3 separate regions of the Mus musculus genome follow, and all the other regions are linked to region 3. The links are chromatin loops, found by intact Hi-C in ENCODE. Cell type or tissue: heart. All regions are shown on one strand. Region 1 holds the start of BB557941 (expressed sequence BB557941). Region 2 overlaps Gpd2 (glycerol phosphate dehydrogenase 2, mitochondrial). Region 3 holds the start of Gpd2 (glycerol phosphate dehydrogenase 2, mitochondrial).

What was found. Hi-C counts contacts between places; a loop is a spot of excess contacts. Peaks named below come from ENCODE experiments on the same cell type or tissue, not always from the same donor. Only the 100,000 strongest peaks of a DNase experiment are listed, where the experiment ranks them.
Region 1: a loop joins it to region 3, with 5 times the contacts of the local background. A loop is called at or near these places in 19 of 42 quality-filtered maps.
Region 2: a loop joins it to region 3, with 2.1 times the contacts of the local background. A loop is called at or near these places in 2 of 42 quality-filtered maps.

Annotation. Positions count from the first base shown.
Region 1 is chr2:57,179,354-57,184,353 of GRCm38, reverse strand. BB557941 (expressed sequence BB557941) reads left to right here and starts at 2,600. Exons shown (of 3, transcript NR_040356.1): 1 at 2,600-2,699. 4930555B11Rik (RIKEN cDNA 4930555B11 gene) reads right to left here and starts at 2,523. Exons shown (of 4, transcript NR_040633.1): 1 at 2,429-2,523. It overlaps n-TAcgc8 (a tRNA gene), which reads right to left and starts at 2,276; the gene lies at 2,205-2,276. n-TGgcc8 (a tRNA gene) reads left to right here and starts at 1,890; the gene lies at 1,890-1,960. In heart, a CTCF peak has its summit at 2,379; DNase peaks (open chromatin) are centred at 1,963 and 2,553; H3K4me3 peaks cover 1,741 bases; H3K27ac peaks cover 1,286 bases.
Region 2 is chr2:57,298,910-57,303,909 of GRCm38, reverse strand. All of the region lies in intron 3 of Gpd2 (glycerol phosphate dehydrogenase 2, mitochondrial), which reads right to left. Among named protein-coding and RNA genes, the nearest start is that of Gpd2, 63 kb to the right of the region's middle. In heart, no CTCF peak of the experiment used is centred here; a DNase peak (open chromatin) is centred at 2,229.
Region 3 is chr2:57,235,889-57,240,888 of GRCm38, reverse strand. Gpd2 (glycerol phosphate dehydrogenase 2, mitochondrial) reads right to left here and starts at 2,507. Exons shown (of 17, transcript NM_010274.3): 1 at 2,322-2,507. In heart, no CTCF peak of the experiment used is centred here; a DNase peak (open chromatin) is centred at 2,508; H3K4me3 peaks cover 2,180 bases; H3K27ac peaks cover 1,678 bases.

The DNA of each region.
Region 1 (5,000 bases), 57 kb after region 3:
ATTTCGCTCGTTGGCAAAAACAAACTATATTCAAAGTAAAATGGTCTGACCTTGCTCTCTCTCAGGCTACTTGGGATTGGAGTTTAGATTTTCCTGTTCTCTAATATCTTATATATATTTTTAATATTTGTGATTCTATAATTTTTTTAACTTCAAGTTCTGCTGTTTATCCCCATACCCCTATACTCAAACTTCCTCGGACACTTTATCAATGTATAAACCCTCACATTATTTTAGCGGCTGTTTATAATCTTTCTTTATCTGCACTCAACGATTCTTAATGGATAACATCCTGAGTTACAAAGCCATATTTCAGGTAGATAGCTTGGGCAGTTGGCTAAGCTCTCAGACACCGGATGAAATAGTGGCCAGGTCCCAATCTTCCCCCTACATGCCTCAGCTTCATCTTTTGTTAAGTTGCAGTGATTTACTTCACTAGGATGAAGTCCACGCACAGCTAACTCACCAAGCCTCTGTAACTGCTAGCATAAACTGCTAGTGTGGCTTGTATTTTATTCTATTTTATTTTTCCTGGAATCTTTCCTAGCTAGTCAGAGGTCCTTCAAAAATGTCGGAATTTTCCTTCCAAAAGTAAAGAGGCCAATGATGTCTATCTAAATCCACAGTATTCTATGAATTACAAGTACATCTTTGCCTTGAACAATATTTTCATGACCTCATTTCTTTCTGTTATTTTATCCTGATAGACCCTGGTTTGGATTTTGGCAGTGCCCCTTTCCATGGAAATGAGGTGAAGGTTCAGACCCATCCTACGAGCTGAAAGAGATCCCAAGAGTGTCATTTCACTCACGAGACAGGAACCATCTACAGAACTCAGGTCACTTGGCCAGAGTAAGTAATACGTCCCAGTTCTGTGTGTGTATGTGTGTGTGTGTGTGTGTGTGGGGGGGGGGGTGTCAGTAGGACAGTTCAGTTTTCTCCTAATAACTTAAGTTGTGTCAAAGTTTCTAATTCCTCATTCTCATTTCTATTTCCAATCCCTAAAAATATTTCCGTTTTTCTGACTGTTTAAAATAATTGGCCAAGCTGGGTGCTGTGGCACATGCCTTTAATCCCAGCACTTGGGAGGCAGAGGCAGGTGGATTTCTGAGTTCAAGACCAGCCTGGACTACAGAGTGAGTTCCAGGACAGCCAGGGCTACACAGAGAAACCCTGTCTGGAAAAAAGGCAGTGTTGGTGCATGCAGAGGCAGGCAGATTTCCGAGTTCCAGGCCAGCCTGGTCTACAGTGTTCCAGGACTGCACAGAGAAACTCTGTCTCGAAAAACAAAACAAAATCAAAATAGGATATATATCTCCATTATATATTATATCCACATATAATATATATTATATCCACATATATATAGTATAATATATATACATATATTATTACATACATATATATTAATATATATATATATATTATACACACATATAAATGAGATCAAAGTATTTGAAAATAGGCTGGAGATCATAAAGTTGTATATAGAGTAAATCTTCATACACTTGCATTCTTTGCCAAGAACAAAACCAAGTAAACACAAACTCCCACCCCAAAACCCTCATACAGTTTAACAAAAGTTAGAATAGTAAGAATTTTAAAATGTTAATATTTTGCCAATATTTAACGATCGTTGAATTTAAAACTCTGTGACATGCTCAATGATACATGTAGAAACGTTTTCTGCCCTAAGATTCTGTGATCAGTGGAACTATCTTCAAATACAATGTATGTAAGTGAGATTTAAAAACTTAAGGAGAAAAACAAAAGAATTCTGTTTCTTTTCCTAATTTTTAAATATATATATAAAAACAGAATTGACACAAGAATTACTCATGTGTAAATATATCCTAGTATAGTATAACAGAACACCATAATATGTGCTTGCATTGGTGGTTCAGTGGTAGAATTCTCGCCTGCCACGCGGGAGGCCCGGGTTCGATTCCCGGCCAATGCACTTGCCTTTTTGTTTCAAATCTTGTTTTTCTAAAATATTAACATTAATGAAGAAAGAAACTACGAATTTTTCTTCCTAGCATTTCGTTTCACTTGTTTTCCCAGCAATCACTAGAGTGAGTTTTCCACACTGCAGATTTTTCACGGCCTTTTTGTTTTCGGTTTTCGATGTTGTAGTGGTGGGCAAAATGTACAAGTGAAAATCTTTTCTTTGAGAAAGAATGAAAAACAGAATTCCGGCTGCTTGGAGATGCCGGGGATTGAACCCGGGACCTCACACATGCGAAGCGCGCGCTCTACCACTGAGCTACATCCCCCAGCCGCTAACTGCTCTCTTCATATGCCTACTTATACAAAGAACCCAACGCTCCTCTAAACCAAGGAGTCAGTCTGACTTTAGCAGATTCCACAGTGCATTTCTTTTTTATAATCCTTTCTCAGGCTCTGCTCGTGGTACATCTGAACCGACCCGGTGCAGGGAGCCCGCAGCTAAACTCAGCGGCCAGGAGAGTCGCAACCAGGCGGTCAACGCCAGGTTCCAGTTGGAGCCGGGAGCCTTGAACTGCCAGAGGGGCGGGACCGAGCGCAGCCCAGCTCTTTGATCCTACTGCGCAGGCGCCAACGATTCCTGGCGGGTAGCATAGGTTCTGAGCTTTTCTTTCAGCTAGGTTACAGACTGGGTCCTCTACAAGTCGGCTAGTTCGCTGGGCCAGAAGAAAGGAACTGCGGACACCATTCAGGTGACTCAAGAGACTTGTTGCTGTATATGCCTGTCTCTGCATTTAAAACTTTTGTGGATTTATCTGGGTACCCTGCACTTTTGGAAACCCCCTATGTCTCAGGAAAGCTGCGTAAAATCTATGGTTTACCTAGTGACGTTAACATTTATGCTCTGCTGTTTGGAGGACCAAATGCCCGTAGATTCTTTTAGATGGAGGTTACAGTCAACTCTTGCAGCAGAAAATGATTTTGCTATTTGCTCCTCCTTTGCATGATTCTCAACTTGAAACAAAATGATGCTGTCCCCTTCTTGGTGGCTTAGACTTGTATAAATGTTAAGATAGGGTGGAGAACCTGCTGTAGACGGCTTTTCATTCCTTTTCTATTTACACCTTGGGTCAGTCGGACTGACTGATATATATATATATCGTTTAATGTCCTCCATCTACCCTGACCTAACCGCACCTCAGCCCTAAAGTTCCAGGTGGTTGGATGCAAGCTAGATGGTTCGATGGGCTATGAATGAAAAGACGAGTGTATCTCTTCCAGGTGTATTTAAAACTGATTCCATTCCAGGTGAGGCTCAGTGGTAGCAGGGTAGGTATATGGTGTAGGCAGAGCAGCATCAGGTCGTTTCCATTTAACCTGTTAGGCTGAGGCCATAAAGCTGCGGCAGCGTGAAGGCCTGAAGTTTCCTCACCCTTCGCTTGTGCTCTCCAAAAGGCAGAGCAGAAAGCAGAAAAACGTCAAAAGTCACTGGGTAAACCACCAGCTTCATAATCACATCCTGTGTTAAGAATAAGCAAATGTCCACATATGCTTACAGCCATTTAAACAAATGATAACTCTGATTTTGTTAACTAGAACAAAGCCACACGTGGATCTAATTCAGCTATAATAAGGAATGTTTCAAAAGAAGTGGGGGAAACCAGTGGGCCGTTATCAAGGAGGCTTGCTCTATACCCAAGAATATCCCTGCATTCCTTTCCAAGACACTAGAACACACATTTCTTTCTTTCTTCTTCTTTTTTCTTTTATTATTCTCTAATATATTACATATAGACAACAGCTTTCCCCTCCCCTCTCCAACTCCCCTCTCCCCCATCTATTCCCCTATTCCCCTACCCCTGTCAGTCTCTCCTCAGAAAAAAAAAAAAAAGCAGGCTTCCCAGGAACATCCACCAAACGTGGTATAACAAGCTACAATAAGACCAAGCACAAACCATCACATCAAGACAGGAGCAGGGAACCCATAGGGAGAAAAGGGTCCCACAAGTCGTCCCCACTGTTAGGATTCCCACAAGAACACCAAAGGAGTACACATTTCCTATTTTCTTTTTTCCTTTTCTCTTCTTTTCTTTTCTTTTCTTTCTTTCTTTCTTTCTTTCTTTCTTTCTCTCTCTCTCTCTCTCTCTCTCTCTCTCTCTTTCTTTCTTTCTTTCTTTCTTTTTTTTTTTTTTTTGGTTTTTCGAGACAGGGTTTCTCTGTATAGCCCTGGCTGTCCTGGAACTCACTTTGTAGACCAGGCTGGTCTCGAACTCAGACTAGGCCATCTTCTGCTACATATGCAGCTAGAGATATGAGCTCTGGGGTGGGGGGTGGGGGGGTAACTGGTTAATTCATATTGTTGTTTCACCTATAGGGTTGCAGACCCCTTCAGCTCCTTGGAGGAGCACACATTTCTTAAACTGATTCTGAATCAGAAATTGGAGTCAGAATCAGTCTCTACCCCAAGGGTTTCAATAGGGAAACTGGGAAAGATGCATGTTCTTCTAGCAACTTGTTCTGGAATTCTCCTTAGGATTCCTTTCCTCAACCTTCTGCCGATTTAGCTACTACCAGAAGCCTTCCCTTTTTTCTCAATCAATTCTGGTTTGTTTGTTGGTTGGTTTGTTTTGGCTTCTAAGGCAGAAGCTTGATAATTAGCCTAGGCTGGTCTTGAACTTGGGACAATTCTCCTGTCTACCCCTGAGTGTGTGGATAATAGAATTGGCACATGATGCAAGCCAGGCTCTCAGTAATTTTGAGGATTTCAGAGTTAAGACCAAGGAAGCCTCATTTTAAATGCTCCTTCTCCAAGTCCACAGATCCAAAGCCCCTGGAGAGTCACCTGATAAAGCAAATGAGCCCTGGCTCTAAAACCAGCAGAGGCTGTGGTGTGGCATCACTGGTCTGGCTTGGGCCAAGTGGATAGCTTGAACTTATTGGACCATTTTACTACTGTGGTTGGTGGAGAGATGAAAAAGGAGGCATGTTCCAGAAAACTCTTTGGATCACTTCCATTTTTGTATGCAAATAAAAGTGCCCCAGGTTTTAAAAGG
Region 2 (5,000 bases), 63 kb before region 3:
GACTCCTTCTGTGTTCTAGGTCCTATGATACAGTGCATAAGGAAGTCAGGGAGATAGTGGTTATGCTGTGAGGGACACGGGCAGGTGGGAATTTCCAGGAGATAGGAGGAGAGAGGCTCGTTGGGTAAAGTACTTGTCACGAAAGCATACAAGCATGAAGACCTGAGATTCAATCACTGGAGCCCACAAAATTATGGATGAAGTAATGAATTATCCATAATCCTAGAACTCTTACAGAGAGACTACTGGCTAACACAGGAGATTCCTAGAAACTCACAATCCAGCTAGCCTGGTATATGCAGTGGCAAACAACAAGAAAGCTGCCTCAAACAAGTTTGTCCCTGAACCCACACACATGAACACACACCCATACCTAAACACAAAAGATTTAAAAAGTCAAAAGAGTTCTATTGTTATTTACAGTGCAGGTTAGAACATTGTATGTTTTATGTATGGCATACCATTTCAATACTAAAGTGAAGTACAAGCTAAGATTCATAGACCGGAGTATCCATACCTTCTTGGGGCTGAAAACATAGCTCCGTAGTTAGGAACACTTGCTACTCTTCCTGAGAGGACTTCAATCCAGTTCCCAAACCCCAAATCAGGGAATTTTTCTAAAAGATAATATTCTCTCTAGGATGAGACTGAACAAAGATAGGTACATTCTACAAGCCACCCCATCCCCTTTATCTAAAGACTACTAAAAATCTCTTAGGGAGAAAAAAAAATCTACTTCTGATTTCTTTTCTTGCAGAGACCCTGCCTCTCTGAGGCCTCAGGGTAGCAGCAGTGCTCCAAGTCCGTGTTGTACCGTAGGTAGGTTCTTCAAGTTCACAAGTCCTGTGGTATCCATCCACAGGCAGCACTGGGAATGTCCAGGAGCTGGCTACTACTCCCTTAGGCAATTGGTTAGGTCAAGGGTCCATTCACAATCATAACGTGAGGCAGAACAATTTGGACTCACAAAGCTAGGATAGGAGAAAGCGCATGCATTCAGTTCAGAGACGTTTCGTGCCAAAGGGTTGCTCTGATAATAGTTAACAGTTAAAAATTTGAACAGAAATGTCACCGTAAAACCAGAGCAATTCTCTTGACTTTAAAGGACAAAATATTTGGAAACAATGAAGATTGAAAAGTAGAGGTGTCTGATTCAAGATCAAACACTGTCGGTGTCGAAACTAGGGGGGAAAAAAATAACAAAAATCACAAGTGCTAGCCGGCCGTGGGGGTCTTTAATCCCAGCACTTGGGAGGCAGAGGCAGGTGGATTTCTGAGTTTGAGGCCAGCCTGGTCTACAGAGTGAGTTCCAGGACAGCCAGGGCTACACAGAGAAACCCTGTCTCAAAAAAAAGAAAAAGAAAAAAAGAAAAATCACAAGTGCTGTTTGTCAACCCACATCACTGCTCTTAGACATGCACCCCAGAAAAGTTGTGCAACACTCAAATATGAGACCATTACCAGTGCTTAATTGTGTGCTATAGACAGGGAATGATAGTGAGACAGTGAATATTTTAAAAAGAGAATTGAGAGTCAAAGTATGGACACTGGACATGAGTGCATCTGGGCCAGTTGTCAAGTGGCTCTGCTCAGGCAAATCAGGAAACACAGAGACTCACCAGGGCCTTCTTCAGAGAAGACAAGACTTGTCTTACTCCACATTAGAACCTGAATTCAGGGCAGAAACCCGGACTGCATATCCTCAAAATAACATTTGCCGACCTCTTCCACACACGCCACCACCTCTACTTAGTAAATCCTACAGAGATCTTTTGGTATTCTAAATTAGTCCCTTTTTTTTTCTGCAGCTGAAGATCAGACGAGGGAGTTGACTTTCAGATGGTATTTAGGAGCCACATTATTTAAAATATGCCTCTCTTTAAACCCTAGCATCACAGTTACTGCATCAGGTTGCCTGTAGCAGGAAAGGAAGGAAAGTGAAGCTGAGAGGACAAGACCCTCAGCTTCCTATTTGGGTAACCCCAAAAGCCCTCGAGGCTGTGATCTCAGACCTCCCAGACAGCCCTCACTGAGGGTGTACTGTGTGCAGTGCCCCATCCCCAGCAGGAGAGCAGAGTAACTCAGTAAGCCCATGCCTCCCCTCACCTCAGTCCCCCCCCCCCCCATGCAAGCACTTGCTCCAGTGAAGCAAACTATCATGTGGTCTCTGTAGAAACCAAGAGGCCCCAAGTGACAGGTCATCAGGCCTTAGTCCAACAGCTAGGGAAACTGCCCCTGCCAGCACCACGTGAGTCACAAAGAAACACTGCCAGTGTACACACAGAGCCACAGACCCAAGAAGGCTCACTCACCGTGCCTCCTAAATATCCCAAATGAGATGAAGGGATTCTTATGGGTATTTTTGTTTAACCACTTAAAACTGGGAGGGGTGTTATTGGTAACAAAAATTCCTGTGTGAAGAACAGTGAAGACCATTGTGGGGGGAGGGGGCAGGCAGGTCTTTTCCATATTTTACTTACTTTATTTTATGTGTATTTGTGTGTGTCCCTGGGTGTATGTATGTGCACCACATGTGTGCAATAACAAAAGAAGTCATACATGCACCCAGAAACACACACAAATATGCGCAATAACAGAAGCGGTCATACATACACCCAGAAACACACACAAATATGCATAAAACATCCAAAATACCCCTGTAGTTATGGGTGGTCGTGAACCATGATGTGGGTGCCAAGAACAGAACCTGAGCAGTCTGCATTCTTAACTGCTGGGCCATCTCTTTGGCAGCCCGATTTAGTTTTTAATCACTTCTGGAGAAGCAGCCTTCAGCAAAAGCTGAGTTCATAGAGTCTTGCTCAAGAGGAATGGCTGAGGAGGTAGGTAAGCTTAGGCAAGCTTAAGGAGACAAGCTGAACTTACTAACCTCACCTGTAATCCCAGTCCTAGGATGCTAGGATGCTAGGGTGCTAGGGTGCTAGGGTGCTAGGGTGCTAGGGTGCTAGGGTGCTAGGGTGCTAGGGTGCTAGGGTGCAGAGGCTGGGGAACTGTTCATTTCCACACTATCCCAAGACTGTGGAGCCATAGAAGATGAGAGAGAAGGAGAAAGATGAAGGGGAGGGGAAGAAAGGAAGGATGGAGGGAGGGTGGGTGGCTGGCAAAGGATTGGAAGTTTCCAGCCTTGTCGCAGGCTGCTTGTCACTGAGGGGCTGGAGAGAAAGCAGGGTATGTGTGATTGTCCTGCGAGGAAGTGACCAGGAGCTTTTTTTTCACCCACACTGGGGTTTTTGAATCGTGTTCTGAAGGCCACCGTTGGCCACAGCAGCAATCACAGGATAGCCTCAAAAGGGAATGCCCCTAAGAACACAGTTCACATCTAAGACCAGTTTCAGTGAAGCTGCTTCGTTACATTAATAAGCATGAGGCCTGCAAGTCCAGTCCTCCTCGATCCTGTCCTGGGTGCCCATTTCCAGGAACCAGGGCTTGCCTGGGCAACTTTTTTTAAAGCAATTTTTAATCTTATTTTTTCCTTAGAAGTTCTGAGAGATTGTTTGGAGAGACACTGCTTATGTCTCCTGACAAGGGTATCACTGAAGTGTTTAAGCTGACAAAGCTGATGAAGGTTCTATAAAGTTTTCTCTGAGGGAAGGCAGAGGGATGGAGCTAGGGGATTGCTACTAGCAGACCTGAGGCTCACAGTGTTGCCAAGGCAATGAGGAACCTGGCCTCAGGAGGCAGCTCTAGCAGGGGTCTCAGGGACCCTTGCTGTCAGGGTAGATGTTTCTTTCCCTAACTCTGTGTGCTGTTACAAGAATCAGCAAGCCACGGCAGGCGGGTATTCTAGGATATATTTAAGGCTCTTTTTTTTTTTTTTTTTTTTTTTTTTTTGGTTTTTTGAGACAGGGTTTCTCTGTGTAGCCCTGGCTGTCCTGGAACTCACTTTGTAGACCAGGCTGGCCTTGAACTCAGAGATCCCCCTGCCTCTGCCTCCTGAGTGCTGGGATTAAAGGCCCACGCCCAGCTAGGTCAAGCTCTTTACGCCGCTTTTATCCGGCCATGACTTTTTTTAACAAGTTATTTGTATGTATTTACATGAAAAACCATTGTAAGTAACAATGGAATTTAAAATAAGCCACTCAGCTACACCAAGCCCTCCTCTGCTACTGTTATCTTGTCGAATTTCTGAAAAAGAGATGTGATTACTTTTCCCAAAGCAGACAACAAACGTAGTCTCCAAAATGACTACTAAGTCAGTATATTAAAACCAACATGTCAACTAAAAGTTGTTTAAACTACTTAAGAAAGAAAAAAATCAGAACCTTGACTCCCACGTATCTAGTGTTCTGAAATTCTCAATTTTGCAGGATGGGAATAAAGAAAAGAAGTAACACAAAGTCAAAGCATGACCAGAAGCCACAGCTGATTGTGTGACATTCATTGATTACTTAACTAAAATGTTTATGGTGCGTGTATGCGGGGTGCATGCCTGTGTGGGAGTGGTCCTGCGTGGGTGTGCGGGTGTATGCATGAGTGTGTGCGGGTGTGCTTGTGTGTTGATTTGTAGGGGTAAGACCTCACTATGTATGTTAGGCTTCTCTGTAACTAGTCCTGTGTGGCCCTCTGTGTAGCAGGAAACACTCCCTGAACCGGCCTCCAAGGCTGGGTATTATGTGTTCTCAACACTGGACTCCAACTTGCTTTTTCATTTATTTTCTGGTTGTTTGTTTGTTTGTTTGTTTGTTTGTTTTTAAGTCTAATGTTTCCCTTATCAGAGATTTTAAATTAAAAGCTTCGACTTCTCACTTAAGGATAAGTTAGGAGAGGTGAGAGCGGGACCTCTTTATCTTAATGGAATAACTAAGTGGCATTTTTGATGCGGCATTCAACCCTTGCGCTTTGCATTCTTACATAAGACAGGTATGATGAAATCAAAAGCATGCGTTTGAGATGCCGAGAGCTGAGAAGGCTGGGAACGAATGACTGTCCTTCAGAGAAGAAAGACGAATCTCCACATCCTAGACCAGTAATTAGGTTCAAGG
Region 3 (5,000 bases):
ATTGTTCCCTCTTCTAATAACCACAGCTGCCTCTTGCCTTCCTCTGGCATGACATATAAAAACTAAATCACTGCCGGGCGTGGTGTAATCCCAGTACTCGGGAGGCAGAGGCAGGTGGATTTCTGAGTTCCAGGACAGCCAGAGCTATACAGAGAAACCCTGTCTCGAAAAACCAAAAAAAAAAAAAAAAACAAAAACAAAAACAAAAACAAAAACAAAACAAAACAAAACAAAAAAAAAAAAAAACCCCAAACCTAAATCACCTGTCTAGCTGTATGCTTTTTCCCAAAATTTGCTTTTCCAATGCAAAAGAAAAATAAGAGGAAGGACACTAACATTTAGAGTTTCTTGCCTCTAGGACATATTACTAGTGATTGTAGACCTGGTATATATATGTGTGTGTGTGTATACGTATATGTGTGTGTGTGTGTGTGTGTGTGTGTGTGTGTGTGTGTGTGTGTACATATACATATACCATTACCCATATTTTGTCTATGAGACTTAGTAAATTTGAACATGTTCTCTAAGGCCAAAACTTTCTGTTTCTTAGACTCAGATACATTGTTTCAGGTTAGTCACTGCCGGAGAAAGCATTTGTGGAAGACTATTGCAAACCAAGCCACCACTCCTGGTGCTAGAGATCTGAAAGTGTGTAAGACACACCCAACCCCAGTAAAAACGTACATCCTGGCCTGGAGAGATGGCTCAGGGGTTAAGAGCACTGGCGGCCCTTCTGAAAGTCCTGAGTTCAAATCCCAGCAAGCACAGGATGGCTCACAACCATCAGTAATGAGATCTGACACCCTCTTCCGGTGTGCCTGAAGACAGCTACAGTGTACTTAGATATAACAACAAATAAATCTTTGGGCCGGAGCAAGTGGGGCCAGAGCAAGCAGAGGTCCCAAGTTCAATTCCTAACAACCACATGATGGCTCACAAGCATCTGTACAAGTACAGTGTACTCATATACATAAAATAAATCTTAAAAAAAAAAAAAAAACTTACATCCTGACTATGGACAGGATAATGTAAGAATTCTATCAGTATGTCAACATCATTCATCTCATTCATCCACAGTGACAATCAACTCTTTTTTGACTGTCTATAAGAAGCATTAGTTATAAGACTCAGCAGTGGGGTGTGACATCCACTGAGAACTGCTAACTCTGTGCCCTTTTCATTAACAGTGAGGCATGCAACTGCCTTCCCATGGTTCCTAGAATGACTTATTTATAAGGTGACTATGTGACTAATGCTCTCAGAAAGCAGAGTTCTAACAGTTTTGTCTCTCATCCCAAATTCTTTCCCATTGTTCACTGAGGTGAAGGGTTAGGTTGCTAAAATGAAGGAAGTGTGGTCGTTTGACTAATGTCTCTATGAGAAACAGGGGGAGGTTTCAACACTCATCATTAAGGCCCCAGAGACAGCACATGCTATCCACTGGGCAATGGCATCCAGGCCCCATATGCTAACCAACAGCTCCCAAGAAGCCCCATGGTCCCAGAGAGGCCATCACCAGCACTTTCCACGTTCAAAAAGAGAAATTCCAAGACTCTCAAACTTTGAAATACATGCAAGATACAAAGTTTTGTTTTAAGCAAACAGGGCAACTTCCTTCTCTCACCTACTCACACAAATTGACAAATGTAACTTTTGGCTGTTTCTGTAGCAACCCCTGGGATATTTACTTCTTGTAACACTTAGATGCCCCTGTCATTGAACTTTTGTAAGAACTTGTGTTGCTTGAGGAAGGCTGTTTCAGGAGTACGTATATCTTCCTAAGGGATAAAGGACGGTCTAGGGACCATCACCTGCTAAAAGCCTTCCTAAAGCTGCAGCACTCAGCAAACTTTCTTTGGCAAGACACAGTTGCTTTGCGGAGAGAGGAGGCTGTTGCCGGTGTACACTTTGCATTTCCTCCTGGGCCAGTCACACCCCGGCAACTGAGTTTCTCAAAGAAAGCCTCCTCCCCCTTGCAGAAGGGTCTTCCCCGCCTCACCTCAGAAGGAAACAGCAAGCCTCCGCATCAGACAAGCCACTTTCACAAGTTAAAACTTTGCATAAAGTTTCATTGATGTGGGAACGCCCTGCCTCCAGCTAGGTAAAGCGTATCTCAAACGTATTCCAGTCTCGCCTAACCCTGAATGAGAATTGTGCTCCTCCTCCGTTGGTGGGAACAAATTCACAGTCTCGCCCCAGTTTCCCGCCACCACCACCTCCACCTCCGCCACACCGCAGTCCCACCGAGTCACACAAGTCAGAGAGGGACCACTTCCTCCTAGAAGCCGAGGCAGAGGACCAGGTCGCCAGGACGCACACACCTGAGATCGGTCGTCACGCGCAAGGGGTCGGCGAGCAAGGGAGTCAGGATCCTCCAGCCAGAACGGAGTCGGCCTCACCGAGAACCAGAGTGGCCCTGAGCTCGCGGCGAGCGCGCCGGGATGTCACCGGGTCAGGCGGGGCCACCGTAACCCGACCCGCCCGCCGACGCCCCTCCCGGCCACTTCCTCCTCCCCTCGTGCGCCTCCGCCTCCCCGGGGGATGATCCGGCAACTCAGCCACCGCCTTCGCCGCGACACCGCGGCCCGGGCGACTCTGCCCGGCAGGGAAATGCGGAAGTGCAGCCGGTGGGAAAGGGCGGCTGCAGACCCGGCGCTCTGGGTCTCGCAGGGACGTGGGCTGGCCATGCCCGAGGTTATCGATCCTGCCCTGAGCCCCGGCGGAGCACGACTCCATACCCTGCCACTCCTTGCTAGCTGGAGGAAAGAAGAGAGGGCTGAGCTAGGCCGGGGAAGCCGCTGTGGTGTTGGGTTTCTGTCCCTCCCCACGCGGGCCACTCCTGCCATCTGCCCTAGGGGGAGGACGTTTCCCCCGCCTGCTGCCTACCGGGGTTGCCTTACCTGATCACCCGTCGCGCGCCCTTAGATCCGGCGTCCCCTCCTCCGCGCCTCCCAGCCGCCAGGCTTCCCTGGGCCTAGAAAGGCGTCTAGGAGTCGGGGGACTCTAGGGACTCGGCCTGCAGCTCTCGGCCCAGATACCCCAGCGTGTTCTGTGGGCGCTCCAGGCCTGTGGACCCCGGGCCTGAATGTTAGCACCGGGACCCGCTGAGAAGAACAAGCCAAATCAGCAAGGGTGGGATGCTGAGCGCTGGCCCAGCGGGCCGGGCCTCGTACAGGTGGGGGGAGGCGGAGAACCCTGGCTGCGGAGCCACAGGCTTCCCACTTGCACCCCCTCCCAACCCGACCCTGCCCACTGAGCATGCCCAGCTCACTTGTTGCAACTAAAAGGGTTAAGCAAAACCAAGGGTACCCAAGGAGGGCTCAGTTCGGGTTCCGAAAGACCCCACTTTAAATCCTGAGATTATGGTGTTGAAAAGTAGGCAGGGACTGATCCGAAAAGCTCCTCGTGCCAAATTAGTTTGAAGGAAATTGTAGCAGTGTTTAGTAATCAATTGCTAAGTCACATACATAGTATTCTTAAACCCTGTAGAAATGCCTATAGTTTGGGGTCACAAACTCACAGTAACTTATGGCAAACAAACCCTCTGTAAAGGCAAAAGAACTTGTTCCTGGCCTTGGACACGCTAAATTTACGAACTAAGCTTCTGTCGCTGTACCACTGAAAGGGTTTGGAAATAAGCCAGGGAATCTTTAGCGTTTAAAATGTGCCTTTCACAGTACAGCTATGGTGCCTGGTACAGCATCACCTGAGAACTTGGCAGAAATGCAAACAATCTGAGCTAGTGGCTACCTGAGTCCCAAACATCCGAGTTCCAGCTCCAGACCTAACCAAGCATTACAGAGGTCCAGATTCACACTAAGGGTTGAGAGCTGATGTTCAATAGCTCGGTCCTAAAGGATTCTAGTTTGAGAGCCCTAGAAGTAAGCCACTGACTTTCGGTTTTCCTGTTTTTCAGATCTCAAATATTTACTTAGAAGTTCAATGCGTTTCTCTGCAAAGAAGTAGGTCGAAATCAGGGTCCATGCTGACTTCCCACTAATTCACCTAAAAGACTGCAGTTCCTGGAAATGAAACCATTCCGCCATTGACTTTCGCATCCTAGTGCCTATAAAAGATGTTTAAATGTTCGTTGGCTTTAAGTGGATGCTTAAGTGAACAGTGTGTTTCTGGCCCAACTATGTCAAGTCTTTCTTCACTAAGTACTCCACCCATGAAGGATTCAGCTCTCATCAGAAACCCATGAGCACCCATCAGACCTCGGCATAACTTAGACGACAGAGGAGAAAAATCGGAAGCCCTGGGCAGCATTGCACTTGACAAATATGGGCCTCAAAACAAACAAAAAAGATCAGAACAGGAAGCATCCAATAGGATTCATGAAGAGCCCTAAAGGAAAAAGATGCGACAATGTGGGAAAAGGGTAAAGAGCCAGGAAGCAGCCCCAAACAATCCATGTGTTTCTTTTGAGTCCTCTCTGTCAAAACCACTGCATTTTGGCATTGTTCCTGTGTATATCACATTTCATCCCCACCACTGCTGAATAAAAGGAGCAAAATTAGAGAGGAAAATGCTCTACAGCAGATATATTCATGAATTAAAACTACTGCTTGCTTCCAACTGCTCAGATCACAACTAACTTAGAACATGTTTGTTTGTTTGTTTGTTTTAAAAAATAAAATAAAACAGCACATCTTTAATCCCAGCTGCTTGGAGATAGAGAATGGCCATGAACTTGACATCAGTGTGGCCCACATAGCAAATTCCAGGACAGCCAGAGCTACAGTGAGGCCTATCTGAAGCAGGTGGGGGGGACAGACTCATTTTTTCAGTGAACAACAGATAATTTTAAAATGTAAAGGTTTAAGGTAAGTACTTTAAAATATCACAGAGACTTATAAAATCTCTTCACCTACTCCATTCATGTCTGGTTTGTTTTTAGAGACTGGGTCTCTAAACTCACTCTGTAGACCTAGAACTAACCCTTTAGACCGGGCTGGCCTTGAACTCACAGAGATCTTACTGGCCTCTGCCTCTGGTGC